Regions from separate parts of the Mus musculus genome. Here region 2 is linked to region 1. A link is a loop called in an ENCODE intact Hi-C map of the cell type or tissue named here. Cell type or tissue: heart. All regions are shown on one strand. Each heading gives the region's core, and the rest is flanking DNA. Links, peaks and the distances in the headings are about the cores only.

The links. A loop is a pair of places that touch in the nucleus more often than their neighbours do. Peaks named below come from ENCODE experiments on the same cell type or tissue, not always from the same donor. Only the 100,000 strongest peaks of a DNase experiment are listed, where the experiment ranks them.
Region 2: a loop joins it to region 1, with 16 times the contacts of the local background. A loop is called at or near these places in 20 of 42 quality-filtered maps.

What each region holds. Positions count from the first base shown.
Region 1 is chr6:60,004,827-60,021,565 of GRCm38, forward strand. No RefSeq gene overlaps it. Among named protein-coding and RNA genes, the nearest start is that of Gm22723, 58 kb to the right of the region's middle. In heart, for the core only: no CTCF peak of the experiment used is centred there; no DNase peak of the experiment used is centred there.
Region 2 is chr6:59,794,137-59,810,875 of GRCm38, forward strand. No RefSeq gene overlaps it. Among named protein-coding and RNA genes, the nearest start is that of Gm22622, 97 kb to the left of the region's middle. In heart, for the core only: no CTCF peak of the experiment used is centred there; no DNase peak of the experiment used is centred there.

The DNA of each region.
Region 1 (16,739 bases), core at 4,624-12,623:
TGGGTGAAATGATAGACTGAAGCATTTAAGTTTGCACAGTGTGCAATGATCCTGTTAATTCACTCTTTTTTTTTTTTTTAACTTTGGCAGACTGGGTGGCAGTATTTGCATCTCGAATTGCTTCATTTCAACTCATGGGATTAGAATTCAGTGGAGTGTAATATAAATGTCCCTGAATTGTTGACATTCAGGAACAGTCAATTAGTACAAGCTGCTTTAGTGAAATTGTGCCCACAAAAGAGGATTATCCTCATGAAATATTCCAAGGACATTAATACTGACCAGTATTATATTCAGATTTATATAGGACCAAGATCTAAGTGCTAACTTTTAACTCCAACTTACTATTAAAATTCTATGCATGGATCATATTGAGATTATTTTACCCATCAAGAAAAGTTAAGTTCTTGGTTCCACAATGTATAAATTGTATATGAATAACACAGCTTCAAGGTAAAAATAAGCCCCACGTATAAGTCTACATTAATTTTGCATAAACACGAAAACATTCAGATATGGAGACAGTTATTTAATTCTTGATAAAAAAATCATGTCAACTACTTGGAATATAAGTGAAGTTAAAACCCATGATATTCCCTTGTTAATAAATATTCCATTGTTAAACTTCCATGTGTAAGGACTTGTTCTCTACCGACCATTATCCAATCACCATCTTTGAGAGCCTTGCCAAAAAGTAGACCTATAGTCAGACGTTCTGGTCCCAAAGTCCAAACATGACAGTCTCTACAAAGGTAAAGCTATGTTATGAACATATATATTATTCCTTATAGTATATTCCTTATACTAAGATGACTATGAGGGATTAGAAATAATTTATGCAATGCATTAAAAGAGAAGAATATGACTATTTAAAAATAGAAATTATCTATTTTGTCTTAAAGCATATACTCATTTGCTATGCTAATGCTCTGTAAGAAAAATATGAAGTCTATAATGGAACCCCTGACGTCAGATAAAAGTAAGCCCATTCCTTTAATAATATTTTCCAAAAGAAAAAATGAAATGTTATGTTTTATCTATTAGAATTAATCATATATGAAATTTATTTTTCAATATTTTATTTTCTAAATATAAAATAATTCAAAGTCACAAATAATAAAAAAAAATCATGCAGTATAGAAACACAATTTAGGTATATGACTTGCCATTCTCTTAGAAAGACATCTCCAGCAAAATTGGTATGATTCATATGTATTTTTCACGTATGAATGCTCTTATGTATATGTGGGTATTGAAATACTGTGTCAATGTGATGGTTCAGTTTTATTGTAAACCTGACACAATCTAAAAATCACGTAGAAAGAGAGTTGTAGTGAAATTCTAATATAATCATTATTTTAGCTGGACACTACAATGAATAGTTGATTTTCATTGTACATAGGGCAGAAATCATAATAAATGTTTCTTTTGTAGAAGTACTTTGACTTTGAAGGAATCATTGTAGAAACCCATGATTAATATCTGTTATTTAGAGGGTTGCTTTTCTTAAGGAGCTTTTTTTATGATTTTGGTAAATAAACAAGTGGTCCTAGCACACATGGAATGACTTGCATTATTGAGTACAGTATACAGTCTATATACAGTCTATATACAGTCTATATATTATACAGTATAAGTGTTAAAGAGGCAGAGGTGTGATGTTTTCTGTCACCAAACATATAGATTAGATTAGGGGCTTCAGTATGAACATGCTTTACCAACAAAAGTAACATTGGTGTAAGAATTAGTAAATGTGATCCTGTGAAAGTTTTCAAGGTTCAGTTTCTGAAAACTGTTCTTCTCTGCTACCTCAGAACTTCAATTACATGCTGGACTGAAATTCTTTCTTTGATCAGCCATATAATTCAGACCGCTGTCAGAGATTCTCAATGAGAGATTGTCTACACTGGATTGTTCTGTGGGAATGTCTATGAGTTACTTATTAATTAAGTTTATTGATGTGTGAGGTCACAACCTCCTGTGGGCGGTATCACATCCTAGGCAGGGGTTCCTTAACTTTGTGAGCTGAGTGCAATCAAACAGGCAAGTGATCATGTGTCTATTCATTTCTCTGTTCTTAAGGGTGGGAGCATGTGATTAGTTCCTGCTTCAGTGAACTTTTCACATTTCTGTCCATTCTCTTTGACATTGCTTTTTGTCAAAATATTTTATCAAAGTAATAGTAATGAAACCAAAAGAATGACGTTGTCATGAACTATATACATACATATATATATATATATATATATATATATATATATATATATATATATATGCTTGACTAGGGGTCATTCTGCTAGTACAGTTATTCATAGCATGTTTTTATAAAAATGTATCATTTTTATAATCATATGACATACATTAGGAACACAGCTGCACTGTGTTCTATAGTGAAAATACGTGAACACCTTCCTAGTCATCACTTAATTAATTTACCATTAATTTGGATACCCAAAATTTTTCATTATTTCAGACACTTCAAAAAATTCTGTTCATAATGCTATATGTCACTATGAGAAAGCTTTGGTTTTAGACCTCTGCAAGAAATGTGCAATACATTCTTTTTCATTTTGATAGTTCTTTCTACATTAGCACCAAAGCATTTATGATGTTCTGATAGTGAAACAGTAGAAGTTTTTCCATAGAGTAACTAGGAGTAAATGCAGAGAGTGGGTGAAATGCCCACACCTCACTCTTGGTTTATTGGAAGATTGTGGCAGTTGGTTGAGACTTCCAGCTTAACTGAAGAGATTAGTAGAGTACATTTTTGGATGTGTCTGTGAGGGCTCTTCTAAAGGGATAGTGGTTGGGGGTGGGGGGAAAGACTTCATGGAACTGAACATTGTACCATCTTTTAGGCTGGGGACTAGGTATAATAATATGAGACAGGAAAGACAATTGTTTCTTTCATTCTGTTTCTTGTTTGGCATGGAGTGAGTTTTTAACTCTGCAATGCACTGCCATTCATAGTGAATTGAAAACTTTAAAAATATAAGGGAAAGTAAATCCTCTGTACCTTAAGTTGTTCATCTCAAACATTCTGTCATAGTGAAGAAGATGGGTAACCAACAGAGCCTGTCATTTTCCTCATTGCCCATCTCTTGACCATGTCTATTTCTTTTAAAAATTCCTTCTTTATACATTATGCTGTTTTAATTTTTGTAAGTTTTAGAAGTAACAGAAGTCTTATTAAATCTTAAAATCATAAAATATTTATCATAATTTGCATTTATGTTACTTGTTTTTGTTGTGACTCAGGTTGAGAAATATGTTGATCTATAAATATAATGATAAATAGTTTTAGTACTATGTCCATTTAACAACCCAATAGTGCTAGGTTCTATGCTAGAATCTGAATACTACCAAGCCACAGGCTCTTAGTCAGAAAATGGTACCTGGTGAAGGTTTCTTCATGTCGAATGAGTCTTGAATCCAATTGTTCAAAAGTGATTGGTTTCTCCCATGATGATGTGCCACAATTGTATAATTGGGTATGATTTCCCAGTCCAGAACTGATTTAATGTGCAGACTTCACTGATGAAAATTTTCTCCTTTGGCATCACACAGAGTACTATTTTATAATAATATAAAAGCAAACCAGTATGTCCAATTTTCTGAGGAACAACCAGACTGATTCCCAGAATAGTTGTACAAGCTTGCAATCCTCCCAACAATGGAGGAGTGTTACTCTTTCTCAACATCCTCGCCAGCATATGCTGTCACCTGAATTTTTCATATAAGCCTTTCTGATTGGTGTGAGGTGGAATCACAGGGTTGTTTTGATTTGCATTTTCCTGATGATTAAGGGTGTTGAACATTTTTTCAGGTGCTTCTCCGCCATTCCATATTCCTCAGGTGAGAATTATTTGTTTAGCACTAAACCCCATTTTTAATGGGGTTATTTGATGTTCTGGAGTCCACCTTCTTGAGTTCCATATATATATATATGGATATATATATTAGATATTAGTTCTCTATCTGATTTAGGATAGGTAAAGATCCTGTCCCAATCTGTTGGTGACCTTTTTGTCTTATTGACGGTGTCTTTACGGAGGATGCCACAATACTTCTCCTGGGCATATATCCAATAGATGTTCCAACTGATAAGAAGGGCACATGTTCCACTATGCTAATTACAGCCTTATTTATAAAAGCCAAAAGCTGGAAAGAGCCCAGATGCCTCTCAACAGAGGAATGAATACAGAAAATACGGTGCATTTACACAATGGAGTACAACTCAGCTATTAAAAAGAATGAATTTATGAAATTCCTAGGCAAATGGATTTACCTGGAGGGCATCATCCTGAGTGAGGTAACCCAATCATAAAAAAGCTCACATGATATATTCTCACTGATAAGTGGATATTAGCCCAGAAACTTAGAATACCCAAGATATACAATTTGCAAAACAAATGAAACTCAAGAAGAACGAAGACCAAAGTATGGACACTTTTCCCCTTCTTAGATTTGGGAACAAAACACCCAAGGAAGGAGTTACAGAGACAAAGTTTGGAGCTGAGATGAAAGGATGGACGATCTAGAGACTGCCATACCCAGGGATCCATCCCATAAATAGCCTCCAAACCCTGACACAATTGCATACACTAGCAAGATTTTGCTGAAAGGACCATGATATAGCTGTCTCTTGTGAGCCTATACTTGGGCCTAGCAAACACAGAAGTGGATGCTCACAGTCAGCTACTGGATGGATCACAGACCCCCAATGGTGGAGCTAGAGATAGTACCCAAGGAGCTAAAGGGTCTGCAACCCTATAGGTGGAACAACAACATGAACTAACCAGTAACCTCGGAGTTCAAGTCTCTAGCTGCATATATATCAGAAGATGGCCTAGTTGGCCATCATTGGAAAAAGAAGCCCCTTGGTCTTGCTAACTTAATATGCCTCAGTACAAGGAAACACCAGGGCTAGGAAGTGGGTGTGGTTGGTTTGGGGATTTGGGGGGAGGGTATAGGGTACTTTTGGGATAGCATTGGAAATGTAAATGAAGAAAATACCGAATTTAAAAAAAAGCAAACCAGTAGGGATGAAGCTTCCAGTTCACTATCCTCTTAATTTCACCATGTTCTATGTGGTGTCCTCAGCAATAGGACCTTATCATAAAGGTTTGGAGGTTAACGAAAAATGCTGGAAATAACTTGTATTATTTGGGACTAAGAAAGAGTAGTTACCTACAATTCCAAAAGAAGGAACTCATTCCTGGCACTGACTTGCATTTTTCATTTGTTATGCTTTGGTCTAGTAGGGCCATCGGTCTTCTGGTATATATAGTAGCTTCTATTGGACTTTTCAGCAGGTACTTAGTGTTATTTATTACTCCCTAGTTTCCCTTGTTTAGCTTATCCTCCTTTCTTCCATCAAAATTTAAACTTTCTTCCTTTAGTGATTCTCTTTTCACCCTCATTGTTTTCTAATTCCCATACAAATTGGGAAGGGAGATTTCAAAATAAGATTATTTGCAAATGAGGTTGGTATATGTAAGTGTCCCCCAAAATTTCACCATAGAAATCCTAAACCTTATAAACAACATCATCAAAGTGGCTGAATATAAAATTAATTCAGACAAATCAATATCCTTCTTATACTGAAATGATAAACAGGCTGAGAAAGATATTAGGGAAATGACATCCTTCACAATAGTCAAAAATAATATAAACACTTGGGTTTGACTTTAACCTATAAGTGAAAGATCTGTACGATAAGAACTTCAAGTCTCTGAAGAAAGAAATTGAAGAATATCTCAGAAGATGAAAGATCTTTCATGCACATTGATTGACATGATTAAAATTGTAAAAATGTCCACCTTGCCAAAAGTAATCTACATATCCAGTGCAATCCCCACAAAAACTCCAACTCCATACTTCCTAGATTTAGAAAAAGCAACTTGCAAATTCATTTGGAATAACAAAAGAAAAATAAACAATAAAAAATAGTATAGCACAAACTATTCTCAACAATAAAAGAACTTCTGGGGGGATCACCATCAACGACCACAAGTTGTACTACAGAGCGAAAGTGATAAAAACTGCATGGTATTTGTAGAGTGACAGGCATGTAGATCAATGGAATTGAATTGAAGATGCAAAATTGAACCTATATACCTATGTTCACTTGATCTTTGAAAAGGAGTTAAAATCATCCAGGGGAAAAAACACAGCATTTTCAACAAATGGTCCTATTTCAACTGGCAGTCAGTATGTAGAAGACTGCAGTCGATCCATTCTTATTTCCTTGTACAATGTAAAGTAAAATTGTAAAGACCTGCTCAGAAAACAAGATACACTGAAACTAATAGAAGAGAAAGTTGTGATGAGCCTCGATAAGGTAGGTATGGTGGAAAATTTTCTAAACACAATGCCAGTGGCTAATGCTCTAAGACCAACACTAGATAAATGGGACCACATAAAATTGCAAATCTTCACTAAGGCAAAGGACAATGTCAATAGGACAAAATGGCAACCAGGAGTGTAGGAAAATATCTTTAGAATCATACATCTGATAGAGGGCTACTATCCAAAATAATCAAAGAACTCAAAAAGTTAGACACTAGATAATCAAATAACCCTATTTAAAATAGCCTACAGAGCTAAACAAAGAATTTTGAATGGAGGATTATCCAATGGCCAAGAAGCACCATATATGTAGCAGAGGATGGCCTTGTAAGGCATCAATGGGAGAAGAGACTCTTGGTCCTATGAAGACTCAAAGCCCCAGTACAGGGGATCATAAGGTGTGGAGGCAGAAGTGGGGGCAAACCCTCATAGAATTAGGAGAGAGGATGGGATAGAGGTTTCTGGGGGGGGGGATCGGGAAAGCATATAACATTTCAAATTGAAATAAAATACCCAATAAAAAGAAAAAATTGAAGACAAACAATTTAATGAAAAAAGACTAAATTTGTTTCATGTTTTCAGAGCTTATAGCATAAAATGTACAGTATAACAATGTGATGTCTAGAGTGTGTATAGTATTGAGTACATGTTTGATATTTAGTGTATATATGATGCATAATGTGTATCTGATGTATAGTGTGCAGTAATGATATATAGTATGTGTATAGGATATAAAATATATGTATGTAGTATAGTGAGTTATTAATGGTGTATGTTTATGTGTGTGATATACAGAGGATTTTTGTGATGTCCTGTGCTTGTGTTGTATGATATATGTGATGTATAATGTATTGCTATTACAGATATATATGAAGACGTGGGTGTTAGGTATGGAATATCATATATGTACCTTGTGGACAAGTAGGTTTCATTTGTGGTAAACTAATACTTTTGGTTGTTTGGAAGATAAATTTTAGATGTAGGAAGGGAGTGTCAAGAGAGCCAACCCTGCTCATATTTGCAGCTCTATTTATGAAGTTATTGTCTCACTGTTACTGTGTCTGTCATCAGTTATAAGAGATACATCTTCGTTTTATTTTAACAGCACTAAAGTCAGATGTATCCTTTAAATGGTGTTTTCTCCCACTATTTTTGTCCAGAGGGTAGCTAAAGTAGGATGCTATTGATTTGACTTCATAAACATGGAGGTGTCTCTACATATTTTAAGTCTATTTCAATTGAATTCTGTCTAATTTTAATAACACACGAACTCTTTTTTTTCTGATTTGAACGTATTTATTAAGATTATTTTACATCCCAGTCTTAAAATTAAATTTTATTCCAAATAGACAAAACTGAAAACAAAATTATAATATCTAAATCATATTAAATGCAACCTTTCAATATGTTTATTAACATTATATCAAAGCCTGATGTCATAGCTCAGTTAAGGATATTTCTTTGCTGTAATAAATAAAATAGTGGCAGGTCTTAAAAAATCACATATTATGGAAATGCAATAATTTCCCCCAACAATTAAGAGAAATGAACTCCTCAAACTGAGCCTTTCCTACCTTGTCTTATAGACTAAGCATACTGTAATATATCATACCACTGTATTGCTAGAGAAAAATATCTCTTTATTAGGGAATGAGCGGAGCCAGGGTGAAAATGACCACACCAAAAAGAACAATCTGAAGATACTTCAAGAAGCCCCTCCCTTTTCCTCCCTTTGTGCTGGCTCCTCATTCCTTGCCTCACTCTGTTCCAGGGTATTGCTTTTTCTCTCCACTGAGTTCCCAGGACACAGTCTCCAAGCAAATTAACTAATGTAGTTGATATGGATTTATAAACAAGTCTTTCATATGTTTTGCTTGTATGATATGTATAGCTGAAATTATCTTGAATTCTGTCTTCTCACAAAGAAATAATACCCATTGTCATAAGGCTACAGAGTCTTTATGAGTTTTCTTTGTCATTACTTTTTAACACTGCTCTATTGAAAGAATAAATATGCACACAGTAGTTAGATGGCTTAATAGGAGATAGGGGTAAAAAAATGCCTCAATAGTTTGGGAGGTGGCATCCACTCTGTAGATTATGCATCTGTTTATAGGAACTCACATTTTCAGAATACTAACGACTACTATTTTGATGTACTTCACTTATTTTTCATTAGATGTGATGTTTAAAGTGATATATTCTTGAAGAATGAATGTATGTTAGTACAGAGGACTTTGCAAGAACTGCTTTTTAGAAATACTTTGAGAATATTTAGCATATTCCTTTACAGTTTTAAAGGCATAAGACACATTGGATTGTGCCACTTGATTTTTGTATTAATTCTTGTCTTGGTACTGTTTTACTGTTAAAAATGAATACTTAACGAGATTAAACCTAAGAAAGAGATTATTCTATCTCATAGATTGTAAATATGATCCACTATGGTATGGTCTACCAGCAGTGTCTATGCCTCTAGCTGTGTTGTCATGAGTGTGTGGTCACACTCTATTCACAGTTGGGGAATGAAGATAAGTGAGTGCTCTGATTAACTCATTCTCGCCCTTTTATAATGTTAAAGTGAAATATAAAATAAATAAAATAAAAATATATATAGGAATAAAATTAGGATTAGGATAAGAAAATATAAACTTATGCTAATGGTCATTGTGACTTCAAGGAAACTAGAAATAAAAATCAAAAATTAGTTTTGAAAATTGTACATGTAATAAATGTCATTTCATGTTCATCAGCAGAGAAATTAGCATAAATTTGGTGTGAAGAGGAAGGATTTATATTCATGTTCTGTACAATCACTGGTCCTCAGATAGCAGTGTATTAGAGATTGAATAGTAAGAATTTTCTGGGAATATCAATTCTTAAATTATATAAAATATGAATAACTTTCCATTTTGCGAATGTAAACAGAGTCTAGATGAAGACTTTAATACCTCATCCCTTGCTTTATCAATACTAAAGATATGAGTCGAAATCTAATGTAAAAAAAACAGCAATAACAACTGAGATTCCATTGGATTGTAGTTGTCTGATATGGGTGATGGTTTTGTATTTGTCAGATTTATATCTGGTATATGAAAACAAGTATCTGTTTCTATGTTCCCGTGTGGGTCTGCATGCCCATCTATGTCCATAATTGATGTCTATTTGAGTTTTTTTTTTTGAGTTAATGCAATCTGAATCAGAAAATAAAATCAAAGTATGAGTTAAATAACAATAAATTTAGTGTCCATAAAATCAGATGTATTTATAGAAGAGAAAATATCAAATAAAAAATTCAATACTCTGAAATAAGATTACCCATAGCAAGGAAAAGATTAAGGATTTTCATACCAACATAGGAATCTGCCACAGCTACAAGATGCAAGTTTCTGATGTCTTTTTCTAAAACAGTTGGAGGTGATCTACCCATAACAACCAAGTCATTCTTCATGATTTCTACAGCAACCATGTACCAATTTCCTACGATCTGGAACTTGTATTATTTAAGCCTGTCTCTTTGTCTTTTAGGGTGGATGAACAAAGTGAATATTTGATATTCATGCAAAAATGCAGACTCATCTACTTTATTTTATTAAGTTGTGTGTATATGTGACCAATTTGCAAGGTTTATGAACAAAACTGGAGATTGAAGTGAATCCCTTGGTGCTGACAGACATCATTATATAACTAGAACCCAGAAGAATATTTCCTAGTTTCTCATCCAGCTTTATACTGAAGTCTAAAGAAGCAACATGATCCAATCACACACATCACATTAAGTTGGAAAAAAAAAGACCAAACAATTTTTAAAAATATTAGAAAAATTCCCAGGTTTCATTGTAATATATTCACATGAAAAATATCTAAGAATATATTTTATGTAGAATACTTTAAAACTAATTTTACATTATAGATATTATTTTGACTATTTGGAAAATTGTCAAATTTGTCAATAAAAATAATTATTCATGAGCAAGAGAGATGATCAGTAGTTAAGAGAGCTTGATGTTCTTTCAAGAGACTCTAGCTTTGATACCAGTACCCAAATGACTTTGTGCACAGCCATCTAAATGTCTCTGGGGGAATCCAATGATTTCTTCTGGAATCTGGGAGCAACCTATCATATGAATAAAAATAGAGACACACCTATATACATAAATAAAACAAAATAAAATCAATCTTTAAAAAATAAAAAATGTTCTGTTTAACAGACATTTAATAAAGAATTTAATGAATATATGTTGATTAGCTGAAATAAAAAAATAAGAAAATCAGTAATTAAAATAACCATTGAAAATATTCATATTCTAATGATAACAAAGTTGTGATTTTTAATAATTAGCAATCATTTGCAATAATCAGTCTTACTGAATTAATGACCAGGTGCTTGAGGAATTCACTTTGTGGAGAAGATGTGCAAAATAAATCGCATTCATAATTGTGATTTCATTGATGATAAGGTTTGAGCTGTGTGTTATTTTTGGCTGGTGAGTATGGTGATTCATCATTATTGTCATCATTATTATCTTTTTATTTTTTTGTGTGTGGCTGTATATATGTCTCCCCACCATGGTGTACATAGTGCCCACAGTGTCTGTATAATAGGATCAAATGTGGTTGCTGGGAATTGAACCCAGGTCCTACAAAGGGGAGCGGTGTTCCTAACAGCTTAGCTATCTTTCCAGTCCATCATTCCTCTTTTACTATAATATAGAACAGAGCTACATAATGTCTTCTCTTAGTTAAAATTCTATGTACATAGAAGTCATTGATTCATAAATGCATACACATAGAAGATCCACTATTCAATGACACTGCTTCAAATTCTCATCGGAACGTGGCTTATGTCACCTTATAGTCCAAGAATAAAATTTGAATTCAGATGCTTTAAAGGAAAACATGGATATAATTTATGTTTGAGAAATGTAAAAGAATATATCTAGGTTTCTCCACTTCATTTCATCAGTAGCCTACAGAGCAAAAGACTAACAATGAAGATAATAGTATAAGTTGGAGTTGGATTTTAAAACTATGCCATAAATGGAATCCTTACTAACTCTTAGATGCAACTAATTTGGAGACTAAAGTTGTTAATTTTGGATAATGTAAAATTCCATGTGAGATGCTCAAACTGTAATGTACTTAGTAGGTCAACAATTGTGAACACAGTAGTCTACCATTTTAAATGTGTAATATCCCACATTTTGATTCCTTCTCAAGACCCCATGAAAGACAGAGGTGAACAATACTAACCAGAGGCAGCAATGAAAAGATGGACAGAGAGGAGCCCACAGTGTGACAGCATACCTGAGGGGGGATTCCACATTGAAGAACATTAAACAGCTCTTCTCTCTCTATCTCTCTCCCTCTCTCCCTCCCTTTTTGTCTCCCTCCTTATCTCTCTCCCTCCCCCAAACTCTCTCAATCTCTTCCTCTCTTTCTTCTCTCTCCTCTCCTCCCACAAAATGAAGGATAACAGACAGTGTGCATAGTGAAGAGCAGCAGGAGTTTGTGGAACTTTGTGAACAGATACTCATTCCAAAGTAAAGCATAAAGTACCTGCTTGAGAAAGGGAAGGGTCATAGAAAGCAGCTGTGCCCTGGGACTCTATATAAAATACAATATTAGAAAGCAATATTTGTGATGCTAACTTACTATTCACAGATTATTTTTCAAGTTTACAACTATTGAAAATGTTTAAAGAGCATGTGTTTTTCTTACTTTTTTGAATTTTCCCCCTATTCTGCAGATATTTATCCTAAAATAAGACATACATATATTGAGTGAGTAGAAACACAATTTTTTTTTACTATAATAAAAATGTTTTTTGTTGCCAGGCAGTGATGACACATGCCTTTAATCCCATCATTTGGGAAGCAGAAGCAGGTAGATTTTTGAGTTCGAGGTCAGCCAGGTCTACAAAGTAAGTTTCAGGCCAGCCAAGGCTATACAGAGAAACCCTGTCTGAAGAAAGCAAAAGAAAATGTTTTTTTTGTTGTTGTTGTTGCTATTTTACTGTTATAAAAATTGATGTGAGTGGGTGTGGGAAGGTGTGGGCACAGTGCATATGCAATAAGTTTGGCAGACAGTAGATGGGAGAAGCTCACACAGCGTCACAAGATGCTGAGACCAGCATCACTCTTACCCATTTTGCCCTCTCTTCTTAACACTTATACTAAACTTCTCCACTTGTTTTGCTCTCTTAAGACTTCAAGATTAGGCTGGGCAGTGGTGGCACACACCTTTAATCCCAGCACTTGGGAGGCAGAGGCAGGTGGATTTCTGATCTGAGGCCAGCCTGGTCTACAGAGTGAGTTCCAGGACAGCCAGGGCTACACAGAGAAACCCTGTCTCGGAAAAAAACAAAACAAAACAAAACAACAACAACAAAAAAAAAACAACAACAACAACAAAAAAAAAAACAATGCAAGACTTCAAGATTAACAGGAAAACACTTTTAACTTTGGAGTCAAAAGAAATTCCTGAAAGATGAAATCCTATTTTTGGGGTAAATTATGAGCAGCTAAATATTTTGCAGCTTTAGGTGGTACAATTACTTATGCACTTTTCTTTGTCATGCAGACCTCAGTATTTAACTTGGAATATTAATTTCAGGAGTTATGCAGACTTTTATAAGGTTAATAAAATTTTCTATAAAAATCTTAAAAATAACATCTCCTGTTTACTGTACGGGGATGGAATCCTGTGAAGTGATTTAGACTTAAGTTTCCTTTTATTACATTGCTCATCAGGGGAATAAATTTTAAAATTGTATAACTGTGTATACTACTTAGGTATAGAAATGATTTTTACAATCATAATTTTCAAGTATCTATATAATGTATTTTGATTATATTCTCTCTCTCACTCCCACTTCTCTTTTTCCTCATACTAACTGATGAGTCCATTTTTAGACATACATATATTATGTTTACATACATGTATTATATAGATTTATATAGCTTTATCATAGTGTGTATTATATAAATTAAATCTTATATTATAATATATGCACAAAATACATTATATACATATGTATATATGTATATGCATACATATGTTAAGTTTCAGGTTACCAGTAAGTTTTATTAGGGCTGATTGCATAATCAGGTTTGCAGACTTATTTATAGGAACATGGGGACCTCTTCATCAGCTACCCCACTGAAAATCATCTTTATCCCATCTTCCAGCATCTATGGAGTTCTGTAGATTGTGAGAAATGTGTGAGATCTGGTGTGATTCCTCCCAAACACCCAGAAATCTTTATTGACTATAAATGTTCAGAAGGGGTAGAGGTCTCATGATCCCCATCAATTCCACCATGGATTTGTGAATGGTCCAGTCTGGCCCAGGTTCCATTATTTGAAAAGTTAATTACATTATAATGGTAAGAACAACTCTACTACATTAAACTTTTTATGTTTTTATCTCTACAAATAATGATAAGATCAAAAATATGTGTAATAGTAACTTCTCTATGGCAATTCATCTATTTGTGTGATGAAAAAATATTGGACTTTTTCTAATTGTGTTTTTCCTTCCATTCTATGAAATCATAATCTCTGGTTCTTTACTTCGTTTCCCACTTGCATGTGTTGCTTACATGATATTCCTAACTTCTATATTAAATTGATAGCATATCACATTTGTGTTGAAGAAATGTGTTATATAAATTAAGGCAGTTGCAAAGTAAAAACATAAAAAAATCATTAAGATAGATTAAAAAAAAGAAATAGAAAGAGAATAAAGAGATGGCTTAGATGTTAATAGTACTTACTGTTCTAACACATGACCAAGGTTCAACTCCCAGCACTAATGTAGTGTTTCATAATAACTTGCAACTCTAGTTGCATAGGATCTGACGTTGAAGAGTAAATATTTCAATAACAAAATGAACATCCGTTGGAACATGGTCAAACGAACGACGCATGTTTAATGCCTTGGGCAACTGTAAGTAATGCTCCAAAAAAAAAAAAAAAAAAAAAAAAAAAAAAAGGCTTTTACCACAAGTGCATTTTGTTTTACAGATTGTTCTAGGATGTGATTTGTGTTTCCTGTAAAACATATTAAAAATATTTATATTCATCTTATAAGTTATGTTTATTCTAGTTGGCTGTCAGATTATAGCTATAGAACCCAGTCTGGTCTGTGTACCTTATATCTGTTTATGACCTTCTGCCTTGCTTTTATGTTTTCCCAGATACAATCAATATTACTTGTCAGGCAATTGGGTTTAAATCAGTCTCTTCTAAAAAAGCTCAGGTTAAGGGCTGCAATTTCAATATTTTGTATGTTTCTACAAATGTTTATTTACATGTTTTTTTTTAACTCAAGTAACCTTCCTTGGATCATTTGTATCTTTGTTACAGTCACATATCAATGCACATTTAAACTGAAGTAAGGTTTTCTACAGTATTAGATTATAATCACCTCCATTCTTTCAGGTCCTTAAACCACCAGGTTAAAAAGACAAGTTCTATACAGGTTGACAAACGTTTACTAACTTAAAATTTTATGACTTTCTCCCTTATTTCTGATCTAATTATTTCTTTATTTCTTGAAATTATAACATAATTACATCATTTCCCCCTTCCCCTTTCATTCTCAAAACTCTCCTATATACTCTCCTTGTTTTCTTTAAATTATATGGTCTTTTTTCTCAATTAGTTGTGGTTACATGTGGGTCACTGGGCTATGCACAGACAGCCTGGTCTCCAGTGGAGTTGAGGTCTTGAACCCCAGTTGGAACCAGTGGTGCTAATTTTCAGCTACATGGTATAGAAGGCATTCCCTCATGTCTCCTGGAACCCTCACTCTTGTCAAAATTACAGCCCCCACAGCCCCCACAGGAGAGGCATGTGGCTATCACTCATGTAGACAATATTCCAAGCTTCTGGCCTTCAGAATAGGATCCTCCACACAGTGGGCTAGCAACAGCAAGATAAAAGAGGGGCTGTTTGGACCCTACTTGCTCCCTTACTCTCTTAAGTTTTTATCTCTCTCTTTAAGCTTTCTTAGTCTCTAGCCTTTCTTTTCTCCCCCCATGTCCATGGGCTCTCTCTCTCTCTCTCTCTCTCTCTCTCTCTCTCTCTCTCTCTCTCTCCCTTTCCTCTTCCCCCTGCCTTTCAACAATAAAAACTCTAAAACCATAGATTGTCTCTGTTCACCAAGGAACGCCATGCTTGGACAATTGGATAGGCTTTCTTCTAATGAGCTGCTTCTAACTTCCTCTCAGAAGGTGTTCCTCTGCTCCAGCCATGGACCAGACTAAAGACTCTTGCCTGTGTGAGATTCACCCAGTGCTCCCTTTCTTTCCCCTGCCCAATCTTCCCCTATCTCGGGGGCCAAGTGCCACCCTGGGGCCCTTATTCTGTTCTCAGCTTCTCTGCTGTATTCAGCAAGATATACCAGAGACTGAGAACTTGGTACCAGGGGCTGTGCCTTGTGCACCACCCACACCATGTGGGATCAGTGGCTTCACCCAGCCAGATGCCCACGTGGGGCCACGTGGAAAGCATCTGGCAGTTCTCCCATGTCCTCTAGTACAGAACACTGGAACTCTGGTGGGATGCAGGCACTCTCTCCCACTCCCCTCTTCCCCTACACCCACAGCAGTGCAGTTACACACATATATGCATTTTTATATACATAAATGTTCTTAAATACCTATATATAACCTGGTTGTTTGAAACATAATACCATCAGGAAACAAGCTATAAGGAAGATTTGCCGAAGGAAAGGGGGAAAGTTAATATTTTAAGATAGGTTTGTATTGCAGAGGTAGTTCAATTGCTAATTTTACTTATTTTGTGTACATGAGTACACTGTAGTTCTCTTCAGACTCACCAGGAGTGGGCATTGGGTAACATTAAAAATGGTTATAAGTGACCATTTGTTTGCTAAGAATTGAACTCAGGACATCTTGAAGAGCAGCCAGTGCTGTTAACCACTGACCCGACTCTCTAGCCCACAATTGCTAATTTTAATTTTTTTCTGCTTACAAATGTAAGTATAGAAATGAATGTAAATCTGATATGCCATAAATTTAATCCCAAATAAACAGTTCAATGCTGTTTATCTTTATTTTATCTACTGTCTACCAATCCTTATAAATACAATGTGACATCAAAAGATATGTGGAAAAATTGATTTAACAAAAGAAAAATTTATATATATATATATATATATATATATATATATATATATATATATATATATATCCAGTGTTCAGTCTGAACTTTTTCAGTAGATACAGGGTGGGTAGAAAAACAGTCTCGGGATCCAGGAAAATGAATACTGAGAGGGTATATACCTGATATCCAGAGGCCTGACACTTTCATAAGGGTCACATTGCATTTTATCCCACCTGTAGCTGACACTAGTGTTGA
Region 2 (16,739 bases), core at 5,908-13,907, 210 kb before region 1:
CATTTAAGTATGCACAGTATGCAATGAACCTGTTAATTCACTCTTTTTTTTTTTTTTAACTTTGGCAGACTGGGTGGGAGTATTTGCATCTAGAATTGCTTCATTTTAATTCATGGGATTAGAATTCTGTGGAGTGTAATATAAATGTCTAAATTGTTGAAGCTCAGAAACAGTCAATAAGAACAAGCTGCTTTATTGAAATTGTACCCACAAAGGAGGATTACCCTCATAAAATGCTTCAAGGACATTAATATTTCCCAGGATTATTTGAAGATTTATAGAGGACCAAGATCTTAATGCTAACTTTTAACTCCAACTTGCTATTTAAATTCTATACGTGGATCATATTGAGATTATTTTACCCATCAAGAAAAGTTAAATTTTTGGTTCTATAATGTATAAATTGAATATGAATAACACAGCTTCAAGGTAAAGATAAGTCCCACGTATAAGTCTACATTAATTTTGCTCTAAACACTAAAACATTCAGATATGGAGACAGTTATTTAATTCTTGATAAAAAAAATCATGTCAACTACTTGGAATATAAGTGATCATAAAACCTATGATATTCCCTTGTTAATAAATATTCCCTTGTGAAACTTCCATGTGTAAGGTCTTGTTTTCTACCAACCATCATCCAATCAACATCTTTGAGAGCCTTGCCAAAAAGTAGTCCTATAGTCAGACTTTCTGGTCCCTAAGTCCAACCGTGACAGTCTCTGCAAAGGTTAAGCTATGTTATGAAATACTTCCTTATACTATTATGGCTATGAGGGATTAGGAGTAATTTATGCAATGCATTAAAAGGGAAGAATATAACTATTTAATAATAGAAATTATCTATTTTGTCTTAAACATATACTCATTTGCTATGCTAATGCTCTGTAAGAAAAATATGAAGTCTATTATGTAACCCCTGAGGTCAAATAAAAGTAAGCCTATTCCTTTAATAATATTTTTCAAAAGCAAAATAAAATGCTATGTTTTATCTATTAGAAATAAACATAGCATAAAATTTATTTTTCAAATATTTTATTTTCTAAATATAAAAGAATTCAAATTCAAAATTGATAAAACGTCATGCAGTATAAGAAAACAATTTAGGTATATGCCTTGTCATCCCCTTAGAAAGGACATCTCCAGCAAAATTGGTATGATTCATATGTATTTTTCACATGTGAATGTTCTTATGTGCATATGGGTGTCAAGGTGATGGTTCAATTTTATTGTAAACCTGACACAATCTAAAATCACCTAGAAAGAGAGTTGTAGTGAAATTCTAATATAATCATTATTATTAGCTGAACACTAGAATGAATAGTTGTTTTTCACTGTACCTAAGGTAGAAATCATAATAAATGGTTCTTTTGTAGAAGTACTTTGACTTTGAAGGAATCATTTTAGAAACAGTGATTAATATCTGTTATTTAGAGTTGTTTTTCTCAAGGAGCTTTATAACGTTTTAATGATTTTGGTAACAAAATGGTCCTAGCACACATGGAATATCTTGCATTATTGAGTACTCTAAACAGTCCACAATAAGTGTGAAAGAGGCAGAGGTGTGATGTTTTCTGTCACCAAACATATAGATTAGATTAAGGGCTTCAGTATGAACAACATCTTTTACCAACAAAAGTAACATTGGTTTAAGAATTAATATGATCCTGTGTAGGTGTTCAAGGTTCAGTTCCTGAAAACAGTTCTTCTCTGCTACCTAAGAACCTCAATTACACTCTGGAGTGAAATTCTTTCTTTGATCAGCCATATAATTCAGACCGCTGTCAGAGATTCTCCATGAGAGATTGTCTACACTGGATTGTTCTGTGGGAATGTCTATGAGTTATTTATTAATTAAGTTTATTGATGTGTGAGGTCACAACCTCCTATGGGTGGTATCGCATCCTAGGCAGGGGTTCCTTAACTTTGTGAGCTGAGTGCAAACAAACATTAAATTGATCATGTGTCTCTTCATTTCTCTGTTCTTAAGTGTGGGAGCATGTGATTAGTTCCTGCTTCAGTGAAGTTTCCACATTTATGTCCTTTCTCTTAGACATTGCTTTTAGTCAACATATTTTATCAAAGTAATAGTAATGAAACCAAAAGAATGATGTTGTCATCAACTATATATATATATATATATATATATATATATATGTGTGTGTGTGTGTGTGTGTGTGTGTGTATGTGTGTGTGTATATGTATGTACATATATATATATATATATATATATATATATATGTGTGTGTGTGTATTTCAACTATATATAGAGTTGAATTATAATATATTTAAAATTCTATGTTATATCTTTAAATCAATGTAACTGACATAAATAAATTAATATTTGGTAACGCCTTCTGTACTTCTTTTCCTCTTAGCTCTTAGTGGCCATTCTGCTAGTACAGTTATTCATAGCATGTTTTTATACAAATGTGTCATTTGTATAATCATATGACATATATAAGGAGCACAGTTGCACTGTGTTCTATAGTGAAAATACTTGAACACATTCCCAGTCATCACTTAATTAATTTCTCATTAATTTGGATACCCACAATTTTTCATTATTTCAGATACTTCAAAAAATTCTGTTCATAATGCTGTATGTCACTTTGAGAATTCTTTGGTTTTAGACTTCTGCAAGAAATGTACAATACATTCTTCTTCATTTTCATAGTTCTTCCTACCTTAGCACCAAAGCATTTATAATGTTCTGATAGTGAAACTGTAGAAGTTTTTATATTGAGTAACTAGGAGTAAATGCAGAGAGTGGTTGAAATGCCCACAACTCACTCTTTGTTCATTGGAAGATTATGAAAGTTGGTTTTGACTTCCAGCTTAACTGAAAAGAGATTAGTAGAGTACACTTTTGGATATGTCACTGAGGGCTCTTCTAAAGGGATAGTGGCTGGCGGTGTGGGGAAAGACTTCATGGAACTGGACATGGTACCATCTTTTGGGCTGTGGACTAGGTATAATAAAATAAGACAAGAAAGACAATTGCTGCTTTCATTCTGTTTCCTGTCTGGCATGGAGTGAGTTTTTAACTCTGCAATGCACTGCCATTCATAATGAATTGAAAACTTTAAAAATACAAGGGAAAGTAAATCCTCTGTACCTTAAGTTGTTCATCTCAAACATTCTGTCATAGTGAAGAAGATGGGTAACCAACAGAGTCTGTCATTTTTCTCATTGCCCATCTCTTGGCCAGGTGTATTTCTTTTAAACATTCCTTCTTTATAAATGATGCTGTTTTAATTTTTGTAAGTTTTGAGTTAAAGTAATAGATGTCTTATTAAACCTTAAAAACACTTTAAAATATTTTCATAATTTGCATTTATGTTACTTGTTTTTGTGGTGACACAGGTTGAGAAATATGCTGATCTATAGATAAAATGATAAATAGGTTTAGCACTATGTCCATTTAGTAACCCAGTAGTGCTAGGTTCTGTGCTAGAGTCTGAATACTATCAAGCCACAGGCTCTTAGTCAGAAAATGGTACCTGGTGTAAGTTTCTTCATGAAGAATGAGTCTTGAATCTAATTTTTCAAAAGTGATTGGTTTCTCCCATGATGATATGCCACCACTGTATCATTGGGTGTATTTTCCCAGTCTAGCATTGTTTTAATTTGCAGAATTTACTGAAGAAAATTTTCTCCTTTGGCATCACAGAGAATACTATGTTATAGTAATATAAAGGAAAACCAATAGGGATGAAGCTTCCAGTTCACTATCCTCTTAATTTCACCATGTTCTAAATGGTATCCTCAACAATAGGACCTTATCATAAAGGTTTGAAGGTTAAACAAGAACGCTGGAAATAACTTGTATTATTTGGGACTAAGGAACAGCAGTTACCTACAATCAATTCCAAAAGAAGGAACTCTTTCCTGGCACTGACTTGCATTTTTCATTTGTTATTCTTTGCTCTAGTAGGGCCATCTAGTATATATATATATATTAGCTTCTATTTGACTTTTTCAGCAGGTATTTAGTGTTATTTATTATTCCCTATTTTCCCTTGTTTACCTTATCCTCCTTTCTTCAATCAAAATGTAAATTTCTTACTTCAGTATTTGCCTTTTAACCCTCAAATTCCCATACAAATTCCCATACCAATTTGGGAGGAATATTACAAAATAAGATTATTTGCAGATGATGTTTATACTTAAGAGACCCCCCCAAATTTCACCATAGAAATCCATAATCTTCTAAACAACATCATCAAAGTGGCTTAATATAAAATTAATTCAAACAAATCAATAGCTGTGATGGTTTGTATATCCTTGGACCAGGAAGTGGCACCATCTAGATGTGTGGCCTTGTTGGAATATGTGTGACCTGGTTGGAATGGGTGTGTCACTGTGGGTGTGGGCATAAGATCCTCACCCTAGTGGCCTGGAAGTCTTTCTTCCACTAACAGCCTTTGCATGAAGATCTACCTGTGCCATGTCTGCCTAGATACTGCCATACTCCCACCTTGATGATAATGGACTGGACCTCTGAATCTGTAAGCCAGCCCCAATTAAATGTTGTTTTATTAAGCCTTGCCTTGGTCATGGTGTCTGTTCAGAGCAGTAAAACCCTAACTAAGACAGAAGTTGGTACTAGGAGTGGGGTATTACTGTGATGGGCCTGAGCATGCTTTTATTTGAAAGAATGTGGATTTTTGGACTTTGGATTTGGAACTCAGTGGAATGCTTTAAATGGGACTTAATGGGTCAGTCTAGTAGGAATATGGAAGACTTTGTTGGTGGGAGTAATTTGAACTGTGTTGACTTGGCCCAAGAGATTTCAAAAGAGAAGAATTTCAGTATGTGGCATAAAGACTGTTTTTGTGGTATTTTGGTGAGGAATGTGGTTACTTTTTGCCCTTGTCTGAAAAGTCTGCCTGAGGCTAAGGTGAAGAGACTTGGATTAATTGCATCAATTGCATTGACAAAGGGAGTTTCAAAAAAGCCCAACAGAGAATTTGTTCTCTGGTTAAGTCTCACAAAGAGAAGTTTGAACAAGCATAGCAAGCTTAAAAAGGCCAAATATAAAATATATGGTTCGAGTATTCAAGGCATACCTGGAAGTGAATGGAGCAAAATCCTGTGTTATAGAAAATAGCAGATTAAGGGAGTAGGACATTGGGGCAAGTTCCTACCCAGCTGAATTTAGATACAGGCATGTGGTATACACCTTTAATACCATGAGACAGGAATGCTGATCTCTGCATTCAAGTTCAGTCTACAGAGCAAGAACCAGGATAGCCAAGCTTAGGCAGTGAAGGACTTATAAAACATAAAGCCAGTGATAATGTAATAGTACAAGAGGATCATTTTCTAGTTCCTGTAAGCAGCAGAACTCTGCAGCTTCAGCCATGTGGCTCTGGCTCTAGAATTAAGAATGAAAGAAACTACTGGGACAATTGATGTTGGTTAGCTAGAGCAAAGACATTAGCAATGATTAAGAAGAGACCAGTATCACTGTGTTGAAATCTGGGAGTTGTTTTCTGGGAGCACAAAAAAGCTGTGTTCCAGAGATAGACAAGGTTGTACCTCGTGCTGCAGGTGGACTTGGTAATGTGAAAGAGTCACCCAGGTGGTACTGGTTTTTTTGAAGGCATGAAGGTGTCATGAAGAACAGCTGAGGCTTGGCACTGTGAGAAGTCATGGAAGGCCATTGGAGAAGGTGTAGCCTTAACTGTTGATGGCCCAGGACTGAAGGGGTCAGGCAAAGGATTTGATGCTTGGCACCATGAAGAGAGCCTATGAGAGGCTATTGGTGAAGCCTAGTTGGAGTGGAACACCCCAGTGTATTGGAGATGTCAGTACCATGGAATGATCACCAAGAACAGCAGCTGTAGTGGAGTGGATCATCCTGAGCTTAGAGTGCTACAGAGGGCAGAGCTGTGGAAGTGATGCCAGCCCTTAGGAGGAGTCCAAAAGATCAACTGGAATCCCAGACACTGAAACAAGAAGCTGTAACATTGAAATTGCCTTGGAGACACAAAGCTGTTAAAGATGCCAGAGCCATGGGGTACATGCTGATGAAAGCTGCTAACAGGGATTGGAACCAGCCTAGGAGAAGGCAATTTGTTGCAGTCAACAAAGATGAAAAAGGAGTGGAGATCTGAAGACTGCTTTAACATCAGCCATGGAGATGCAGAGTTTGGAGTTTGCCCAGCTGGTTTGCTGCCTTGCTTTGGGGATTACAGTTAATAAGTTCGATGAATCTCAGAAGAGACCTTGAACTTTGGACTTTTAACATTGTTGAGACTGCTATAGACTATGAGGACTTTGAAAGTTGGAATGAATGCATTTTGCATTATGCTGTATTTAAGTAGGTCCCCATAGACTCATGTTTTTTAACAAGTCTATGGGGACCAGGTAGTGGAATGTGATGTTATATATATCCTTGGACCAGGGAGTGGTACCATCTGGAGGTGTGGCCTTGTTGGAATAGGTGTGACCTGGTTGGAATGGGTGTGTCACTGTGGGTATGGGCATAAGATCCTCACCCTAGTTGCCTGGAAGTCTTTCTTCCACTAGCAGCCTTTGGATGAAGATGTAGAACTCTCAGCTCTACCTGCACCATGCCTGCCTAGATACTGCCATGCTCCCACCTTGATGATAATGGACTGAACCTCTGAATCTGTAAGCCAGCCCCAATTAAATGTTGTTTTGTTAGGAATTGCCTTGGTCATGGTGTCTGTTCACAGCAGTAAAACTCTAAGACAATAGCCTTCCTATACTGAAAGGATAAACAGGCTGATAAAGAAATTAGGGAAATGACATCCTTCACAATGGTCAAAAATAATATATAATTCTTTGGTTTGACTTTAAGCTGTAAGTGGAAGATCTGTATGACAAGAACTTCAAGTCTCTGAAGAAAGAAATTCAAGAGTATCTCAGAAGATGAAAGTTCTTTTATGCACATGGATTGGCATGATTAATATTGTAAAAATGGCCACCTTGCCAAAAGTAATCTACATATCCAGTGCAATCCCCATCAAAACTCCAACTCCATTCTTCCTAGAGTTAGAAAAAGTAAGTTGCAAATTCATTTGGAATAGCAAAAGAAAACTAAACAATAAAAAATAGTATAGCACAAAGTATTCTCAACAAAAAAATGAACTTCTGGGGGATCACCTTCAATGACCACAAGTTGTACTACAGAGCAATAGTGATAAAAACTGCTTGGTATTTGTAGAGTGACAGGCATCTAGATCAATGCAATTGAATTGAAGACACAGAATTGAACCCATACACCTATGTTTACTTGATCTTTGACAAAGGAGCTAAAACTATCCAGTGGAAAAAAGACAGCATTTTCAATAAATGGTGCTGTTTCAACGGGCAGTCAGTATGTAGAAGAATGCAGTCAATCCATTCTTATTTCAATGTACAAAGCTAAAGTAAAATTGTAAAGGACCTCCTAAAAAACAAGATAAACTGAAACTAATAGAAGATAAAGTTGTGATGAGCCTCGATAACATGGGTACAGTGGAAAATTTCCTGAACACAATGCCAGTGACTTATGCTTTAAGACCAACACTAGAAAAATGGGACCACATAAAATTGTAAAGCTTCTGTAAAGCAAAGGACACTGTCAATAGGACAAAATGGCAACCAACAGAGTAGGAAAAGATCTTTACAATCCTACATCTGATAGAGGGTTACTATCCAAAATTATCAAAGAACTCAAAAAGTTAGACTGTAGATAATAAAAATAAACATATTTAAAATGGCATACAGAGCTAAACAAAGAATTTTGAATATAGGATTATCCAATGGCCAAGAAGCACCATATATGTAGCAGAGGATGGCCTTGTAAGGCATCAATTGGAGAAGAGACTCTTGGTTCTATGAAGACTTAAAGTCCCAGTATATGGGAATGTGAAGGTGTAGAGGCAGAAGTGGGGGCTCACCCTCATAGAATTAGAAGGAGGGAGGGTGGGATAGAGCTTTCGAGGGGGGTTGGGAAAGAATACAACATTTCAAATAGAAATAAATAGAGTACCTATATAAAAAAGAAAATATTGAAGACAAACAATTTAATGAAGAAAGACTAAATTAGGTTCATGTTTTCAGTGCTTATAGCACAAAATGTACAGTGTAACTATGTGATGTCTAGATTGTTTATAGTGTTGAGTACATGTTTGATATTTAGTGTATATATGATGCATGATGTGTATCTGACATATAGTGTGCAATAATGATATATAGTATGTGTGTAGGATGTAAATTGTATGTATGTTGTATAGTGAGTGATTAATGGTGTATGTTTACCTTTGTGATATATAGTTGATGTTTGTGATGTTCTGTGCTTGTGTTGTATGGTATATGTGATATATAATGTATTTCTATGATGGATGAATATGAAGATTTGGGTGTTAGGTACGGAATATCATATATGTACCTAGTGGACAAGTAGGTTTCATTTGTGATAAACTAATACTTTTGGTTTTTTGGAAGATAAATTTTAGACAGAGGAAGAGATTATCAAGAGAGCCAACACTACTGCTATTTGCAACTCTATTTATGAAGGTATTGTCTCACTGTTACTTTGTCATCAGTTATAAGAGATACATCTTAGTTTTATTTTAACAGCACTAAAGTCAGATGTATCCTTTAAATGGTAATTTCTCCCACTATTGTTGTCCAGAGGGTAGCTAAAGGAGGTTGCTATTGATTTCACTTCATAAACATGGGGGAGTCTCTATATTTTAAGTCTATTTCAATTGAGTTCTGTCCAATTTTAATAACACAAAAACTCTATTTTTCTGATTTGAATGTATTTATTAAGATTATTTTATATCCCAGTCTTAAAATATTTTTTTTGCATATAGAAAAAACTGAAAACAAATTGTAATGTCTAAATTATGTTAAATGCAACCTTTCAATATAAGTGAAAGTTTATTTAAATTGTATGGAAGCCTGATGTCATAGCTCAGTTAAGAATATTTCTTTGCTGTAATAAATAAATTAATGTCAGGTCTTCAAAAATCACATATTAAAGAAATGCAAAAATTTTCACCCAGCTATAAAGAGAAATGAACTTTTCAAACTGAGCCTTTCCTACCTTGTCTTGTAGACTAAGCATACTGTATTATAGCATACCATTATATTGCTAGGGAAAAGTATCTCTTTAGTAGGGAATGAGCAGATTCAGGGTGAAAAATGACAGAACAATCTGAAGATAATTCTAGAATCCCAAGCACATTTCCATGGTTCAATCTACCATCTTGTGCAGTAGCTTCCGAAGCCTCCCTATAAATTTTCACTCCTCATTGTAGTCAGAAGAAAGTCTATACTTCCTGTCTGCAGAATTCATCTTCGACTGGCTTTTGGCTAACCTCTCCTGCTTCCTTTCTCCTTGTTTCAGCCACAGCAAATGCTGCCTGCCCCTTCCCCCTTTCCCCCCTTTGTGCTGGCTCCTCATTCCTTGCAGCACCATGTTCCAGGGTATTGCTCTTTCTCACCACTGAGCTCCCAGGACACAGTCTCCAAGCAAATTAAATAAAGTTGTTGATATGGTTTTATAAACAAGCCTTTCATATTTTTTGTATGATTGTATAGCTGAAATTATCCTGAATCCTTTCTTCTCACAAAGACATAATTCCCATTGTCATAAGGCTGCAGAGGCTTTATGTTTTTTGTTTGTTTTGTTTTGTGTTGTTTTTGTCCTTACTTTTTTAACACTGCTCTATTGAATGAATAAATAAGCGCACAGTAGTTGGATGGCTTAATATGATATAGGGGTAACAAAAAAGAGCCTCAATTGTTTGGGGAAATGTATTTATGCAAAACTGAAAATAATTTCAGAAGGAATCAGAAGCATATTAAATTTAAATAACAAGAAAAATGTTAATACATACAAAAAAGGAGTGATGGAATCACGTGATGGTAGAGGTGGGCACAGATTGGACCTGGCTGTGTTGATCATGTGAAACAGAAACTGATTTGGAGGAAATGAACAAATGGAAGAGCAGCTTGCAAGTCTTGCGATGAGGAAAGAGCACACACTGTGGCAGGAGCCCATGTAAGCATGAATATGCAGCCAAACAGCTGAGTTCAGGAGTCTGGTGCCAGGAGGTTGCATCCACTATGTAGATTATGCATGTGTTTATAGGAATTCATAGTTTTAGAATACTAAAGACTAATGTTTTGATGTACTTCACATATTTTTCATTAGATGTGATGTTTTAAAGTGAAATATTCTTGAAGAATGAATGCAAGTTAGTACAGAGCACTTTGCAAAGATCTACTTTTTAGAAATACTTTGAGAATATTTAGCATATCCCTTTACAGTTTTAAAGGCATAAGACACATTGGATTGTGCCACTTGATTTCTGTATTAATTATTGTCTTGGTACTGTTTTACTGTTAAAAATAAATACTTAATGAGACTAAACCTAAGAAAGAGATTTTTCTATCTCATAGATTGAAGATATGATCCACTATGGTATGGTCTACCAGCAGTGGCTATGTCTATAGCTGTGTTGTCATAAGTGTGTGGTCACACTCTATTCACAGTTGGGGAATGAAGATAAGTGAGTGCTCTGATTAACTCATTCTTGCCCTTTTATAATGTTAAAGTGAAATATAAAATAAATAAAATAAAAACATGTAAAGGAATAAAATTAGGATTATGATAAGAAAATATAAACTTATGCTAATGGTCATTGTGAGTTCAAGGAAACGAAATATAAATCCAAAATTAGTTTTGGAATTTTCACATGTAATAAATGTAATTTCATGTTCATCAGCAGAGAAATCAGCATAAATTTGGTGTGAAGAGGAAGGAATTATATTCATATTCTGTACAATCACTGGTTCTCAGATAGCAGTGTATTAGAGATTGAATAGCAAGAATTTTCTGCAAATATTAATCCTTAAATTATATAATATATGAATAAGTATCCCATTTTGCAAATGTAAACATAGTCTAGATGAAGACCTTAATAACTCATCCCTTGCTTTATCAATACTAAAGATATGAGTAGAAAACTCACTTAAAAATACACCAATAGCAACTGAGATTTCATTGGATTGTAGTTGTCTGATATGGGTAATGGTTTTGTATTTGTCAGACTTACATCTGGTATGTGAATACAATTATCTGTTTCTATATTCCCCATGTGGGTCTGCATGTCCATCTATGTCCATCATTGATGTCGATATGAGTTTTTGTTTTTTTGTTTTTTTTTTTTTTTTTTTTTTTTTTTTTGCGTGAAAGCAGTCTGAATCAGAAAATCAAAGTTTGAGTTAAACAACAATAAATTCAGTGTCCATAAAATCAGATGTATTTATAGAAGAGAAAATATCAAATAAAAAAAACAATATTCTGAAAAAAAAGATTACCCATAGCAAGGAAAAGATTAAGGATTTTTATACCAACATAGGAATCTGCCACAGCTACAAGATACAAGTTTCTGATGTCTTTTTCTGAAACAGTTGGAGGTGATCCACCCATAACAACAAAGTCATTCTTCATTGTTTCTACAGCAACCATGTACCAATTTCCTATGATCTGAAACTTGTATTATTTAAGCCTGTCTCTTTGCCTTTTAGAGTGGATGAACGAAATGAATGTTTGATATTCACACACAAATGCAGACTCATCTACTTTATTTTATTAAGTTGTTTGTATATGTGACCTATTTGCAAGGTTTATGAACAAAACTGGAGATTGAAGTGAATCCCTTGGTGCTGACATTATTCCATAACTAGAACCTAGAAGAATATTTCCTACTTTCTCATCAGGCCTTACACTGGAGTCTAAGGAAGCAACATGATCAGATCACACACATCACATTAAATTGGAAAAAAAAGACCAAACAATTTTTTAAAATATTTTTAAAATTCCTCATTTTCATTGTAACATATTCACGTGAAAAATATCTAAGAATATATTTTATGTAGAATAATTTAAAACTCATTTTACATTATAAATATTATTTTGACTATTTAGCAAATTGTCAAATTTGTCGATAAAAATAATTATTCATGAGCAAGAGAGATGATCAGTAGTTAAGAGAGCTTGATGTTCTTTCAAGAGACTCTTGCTTTGATACCAGTACCCACATGACTTTGTGCACAACCGTCTAAATGTCTCTTGGGGAATCCAATGATTTCTTCTGAGAGCACAACATCATATGAATAAACAGAGACACACACTTATATACATAAATAAAACAAAATAAAATCAATCTTTAAAAAGTAAAAAATGTTCTGTTTAACAGACATTTAATAAAGAATTTAATGAATATATTTTAATTAGCTGAAATATAAAAGATAAGAATGTCAGTAATTAAAATAACCAATGAAAATATTCATATTAAAGCTTATTAATTTAATCTTCAATTCTAATGATAACAAAGTATGCACGGTTTTGTTTCTGATTTTTAGTAATTGGCAATCATTTGCAATAATCAGTCTTACAGAAGTAATGGCCATATGCTTGAGGAATTCACTTTGTGGGGAAGATGTGCAAAATACATTGCATTCATAATTGTGATTTCAATGATGATAAGGTTTGAGGTGTGTGTTATTTTTGGCTGGTGAGTATGGTGACTCATTATTATTGTCATCATTATTATCTTTTTAGTTTATTTGTGTGGCTGTATATATGTCTCCACACCATGGTGTGCATAGTGACCACAGTGTTTGAATAATAGGGTCAAATTTGGGTGCTGGGAATTGAACCAAAGTCCTCCAAAGGGGAGCGGTGTTCCTAACAGCTTAGCCATCTTTCCAGTCCATCATTCCTCTTTTACTATTATATAGAACAGAACTACATAATGTCTTCTTTTAATTAAAATTCTATGTACATAGAAGGCATTGATTCATAGATGCATACACATAGAAGGTTCACTATTCAATGACACTCCTTCAAATTCTTATTGGAACCTGGCTTATGTCACCTTATAGTCCAAGAATAAAATTTGAATTCAGATGCTTTAAAGGAAAACATGGATGTAATTTATGTTTGAGAAATGTAAAAAGAGAATATCTGGGTTTCTTTGTCTCAATCATCTTGTTTGTAGAAATATTACATTATTTCCCCACTTTATTTCATCAGCAGCCTACAGAACAAAGGACTAACAATGAAGATAATAGTATAGGTTAGAGTTGGATTTTAAAAATATGCCATAAATGGAAACCTTACTAACTCTTAGATGCAACTAATTTGGAGACTAAAGTTGTTAATTTTGGAGAATGTAAAATACCATGTGAGATGCTCAAAATGTAATGTACTTAGGTCTACAATTGTGAACACAGTAGTCTACCATTGTAAATGTGTAATGTCCCACATTTTTTAGTCCTTCTCAAGACCCCATGAACGACAGTGGTGAACAATACTAACCAGATGCAGCAATGAAAAGATGGACAGAGAGGGGCCCATAGTGTGACAACACATCTGCGGGGGGCGGGGGGAATATACATTGAAGAACATTAAACAGCTCTCTCTCTCTCTCTCCCTCTCTCCCTCCCTTCTTTTCTTCCTCCTTCCCTCTCTCCCTCTCCCAAACTCTCTCAATCTCTTCTGCTCTTTATCCTCTCTCCTCTCCTCTCACAAAATGAAGGAAAACAGACAGTGTGGGTAGTGACAAGCAGCAGGAGTTTTTGGAACAGTGTGATCAGATACTCATTCCAAAGTAAAGCATAAACTACCTGCTTGAGAAAGGGAAGGGTCATAGAGAGTAGCTGTGCCATGGGACTCTATATAAAATACAATATTAGAAAGCAATGTTTGTGATGCTAACGTACTATTCACAGATTATTTTTCAAGCTTACAGTTATTGAAAATGTTTAAAGAGAATGTGTTTGTCTTACTTGTTTGATTTTTTCCCCTATTCTCCAGATATTTGTCCTAAAATAAGACATACATATATTGGGTGAGTAGAAACACGATATTTTTTTTTTACTATTATAAAAATGTTTTTTGTTGCCAGGCAGTGATGGCACGCGCCTTTAATCCCAGCATTTGGGAAGCAGAAGCAAGCAGATTTCTGAGTTTGAGGCCAGCTAGGTCTACAAAGTAAGTTCCAGGACAGCCAAGTCTATACAGAAAAACTCTGTCTGAAGAAAGCAAAAGAAAAAGTTTTTTGGTTATTTTACTTTTATAAAAATTGATGTGAGTGGGTGTGGGAAGGTGTGGGCACAGTGCATATATAATACCTTTGGCAGACAGTAGATGAGAGAAGCTCACACAGTGTAACAAGATGCTGAGACCAGCATCATTCTTACCCATTGGACCCTCTCTTTTTAATACTTATACTAAACTTCTCCACTTGTTTTGCTCTCTTAAGACTTCAAGATTAACAGGAAAACACTTTTAACTTTGGAGTCAAAGAAATTCCTGAAAGATGAAATCCTAATTTTGGGGAGAATAAATATTTTGGGGAGATAAATATTTTGGAGCTTTATGTGATACAACTACTTATGTACTTTTCTTTGTCATGTAGACCTCGGTATTTAACTTGTAATATTAACTTCAGGAGTAATGCAGACTTTTATAAAGCTAATATAATTTTCTATAAAAATCTTAAAAATAACATCTCTTGTTTACTGTACAGGGATGGAACCCTGTGAAGTGATTTAGACTTAAGTTTCCTTTTATTCCATTGCTCATCAGTGGAATAAATTTTAAATGTTTTAACTGTATATATAATTTAGGTATAGAAATAATTTTCACAATCATAATTTTCATGTATATATATATGTATATATATATATATATCATATATTTTGATCATATTCTCTCTCTCACTCCCACTTCTCTTTTTCATCATACCAACTGATGAGTCTATTTTTAGACATACATATATAATGTGTACATAAATGTATTATATAGATTTATATAGCTTTATCATAGTGTGTATTATATAAATTAAATCTTATAATATATGTACAAAAATACATGAATATATGTATGTGTATACATATGTTAAGTTTCAGGTTACCAGTAAGTTTTATTTGGACTGATTGTATAATCAGGTTTGCAGACTTATTTATAGGAACATGGGCACCTCTTCATCAGATACCCCACTGAAAATCATCTTTATCCTGTCTTCCAGCATCTATGAAATCCTGTAGATTGTGAGAAATGTTTGAGGTATGGTGTGATTCCTCCCAAACAACCAGCAATCTTTATTGACTATAAATGTTCAGAAGGAGTAGAAGTCTCATGATACCCATCCATTCCACCATGGACTTGTGAATGGTCCAGTCTGGCCCAGGTTCCATTATTCGAAAAGTTAATTACATTGTGATGGTAAGAACAACTCATCTACATTAAACTTTTTATTTTTTATCTCTACAAATAAAGATAAGATCAAAGATATGTGTAATAGTAACTTCTCTATGGCAATTCATCTATTTGTGTGATGAAAAAATTTTGGTTTTTTTTCTAATTGTGTTTTTCCTTCCATTCTATGAAGTCATAATCTCTGATTAATTATTTCTTTTCCCACTTGCATGTATTGCTTACATGACATTCCTCACTTCTATATTAAATTGATACCATATCACATTTGTGTTGAAGAAGTGAATTATCCTCAGTGTTTTATAAACATTAAGGCAGTTGCAAAGTAAAGATGTAAAAAAATTCGATAAGATAGATTAAAAAAATAAATAGAAAGAGAATAAAGAGATGGCTCAGATGTTAATAGTACTTACTGTTCTAACACATGACCAAGGTTCAAGTCCCAGCACTAATGTGGTGTTTCACAATAACTTGTAACTATAGTTGCAGAGGATCTGACGTTGAAGAGTAAATATTTCAATAACAAAATGAACATCTGTTGGAACATGGTCAAAAGAATGACACATGTTTAACAATGCCTTGGGCAACTGTGAGTGATGCTCCAAGAAAAAAAAAAAAAAGGCTTTTACCTCAAGTGCATTTTGTTTCACAGATTGTTCTTGGATGTGATTTGTGTTTCCTGTAAAAAATATTTATATTCATCATATACGTTCTGTTTTTTCTAGTTGGCTATCAGATCATAGCTATAGAACCCAATCTGGTCTGTGTACCTTGAATCTGCTTATGACCTTCTGCCTTGCTTTTATGCTTTCTCAGATACGATCAATGTTACTTGTCAGGCAATTGTGTTTAAATCAGTCTCTTCTGAAAAAGCTCAGGGTAAGGGATGCAATTTCAATATTTTGTATGTTTCTACAAATGTCTATTTACATTTTTTTCTTTACTCAAGTAACCTTCCTTGGATCATCTGTTTCTTTGTTACAGTCATGTATCAATGCATATTTAAACTGAAGTAAGGTTTTCTACAGTATTAGATTATAATCACCTCCACTCTTTCAGGTCCTTAATTCCTGGGTTAAACAGACAAGTTCTACACAGATTGACAAACATTTATACACTTAAAATTTTATGGCTTTCTCCCATATTTCTGATCTAATTATTTCTTTATTTCTTAAAATGTTATCATAATTACATCATTTCCCCCTTCCCCTTTCATTCTCAAAAGTCTCCTATATACTCTCCTTGCTTTCTTTAAAATGTTTGGTCTTTTTTCTCAATTAGTTGTGGTTACATGTGGGGCACTAGGCTGTGCGTAGGTAGTCTGAACTCCAGTGGAGTTGAGGTCTTGAACCCCAGTAGGAACCAGTGGTGTTAATTTTCAGCTACATTGGATAGAAGGCATTCCCTCATGTCTCCTGGACCCCTGTCTCTTGTCAAAATTACATCCCCCACAGCCCCCTCAGGTGAGGCATGTGGCTAT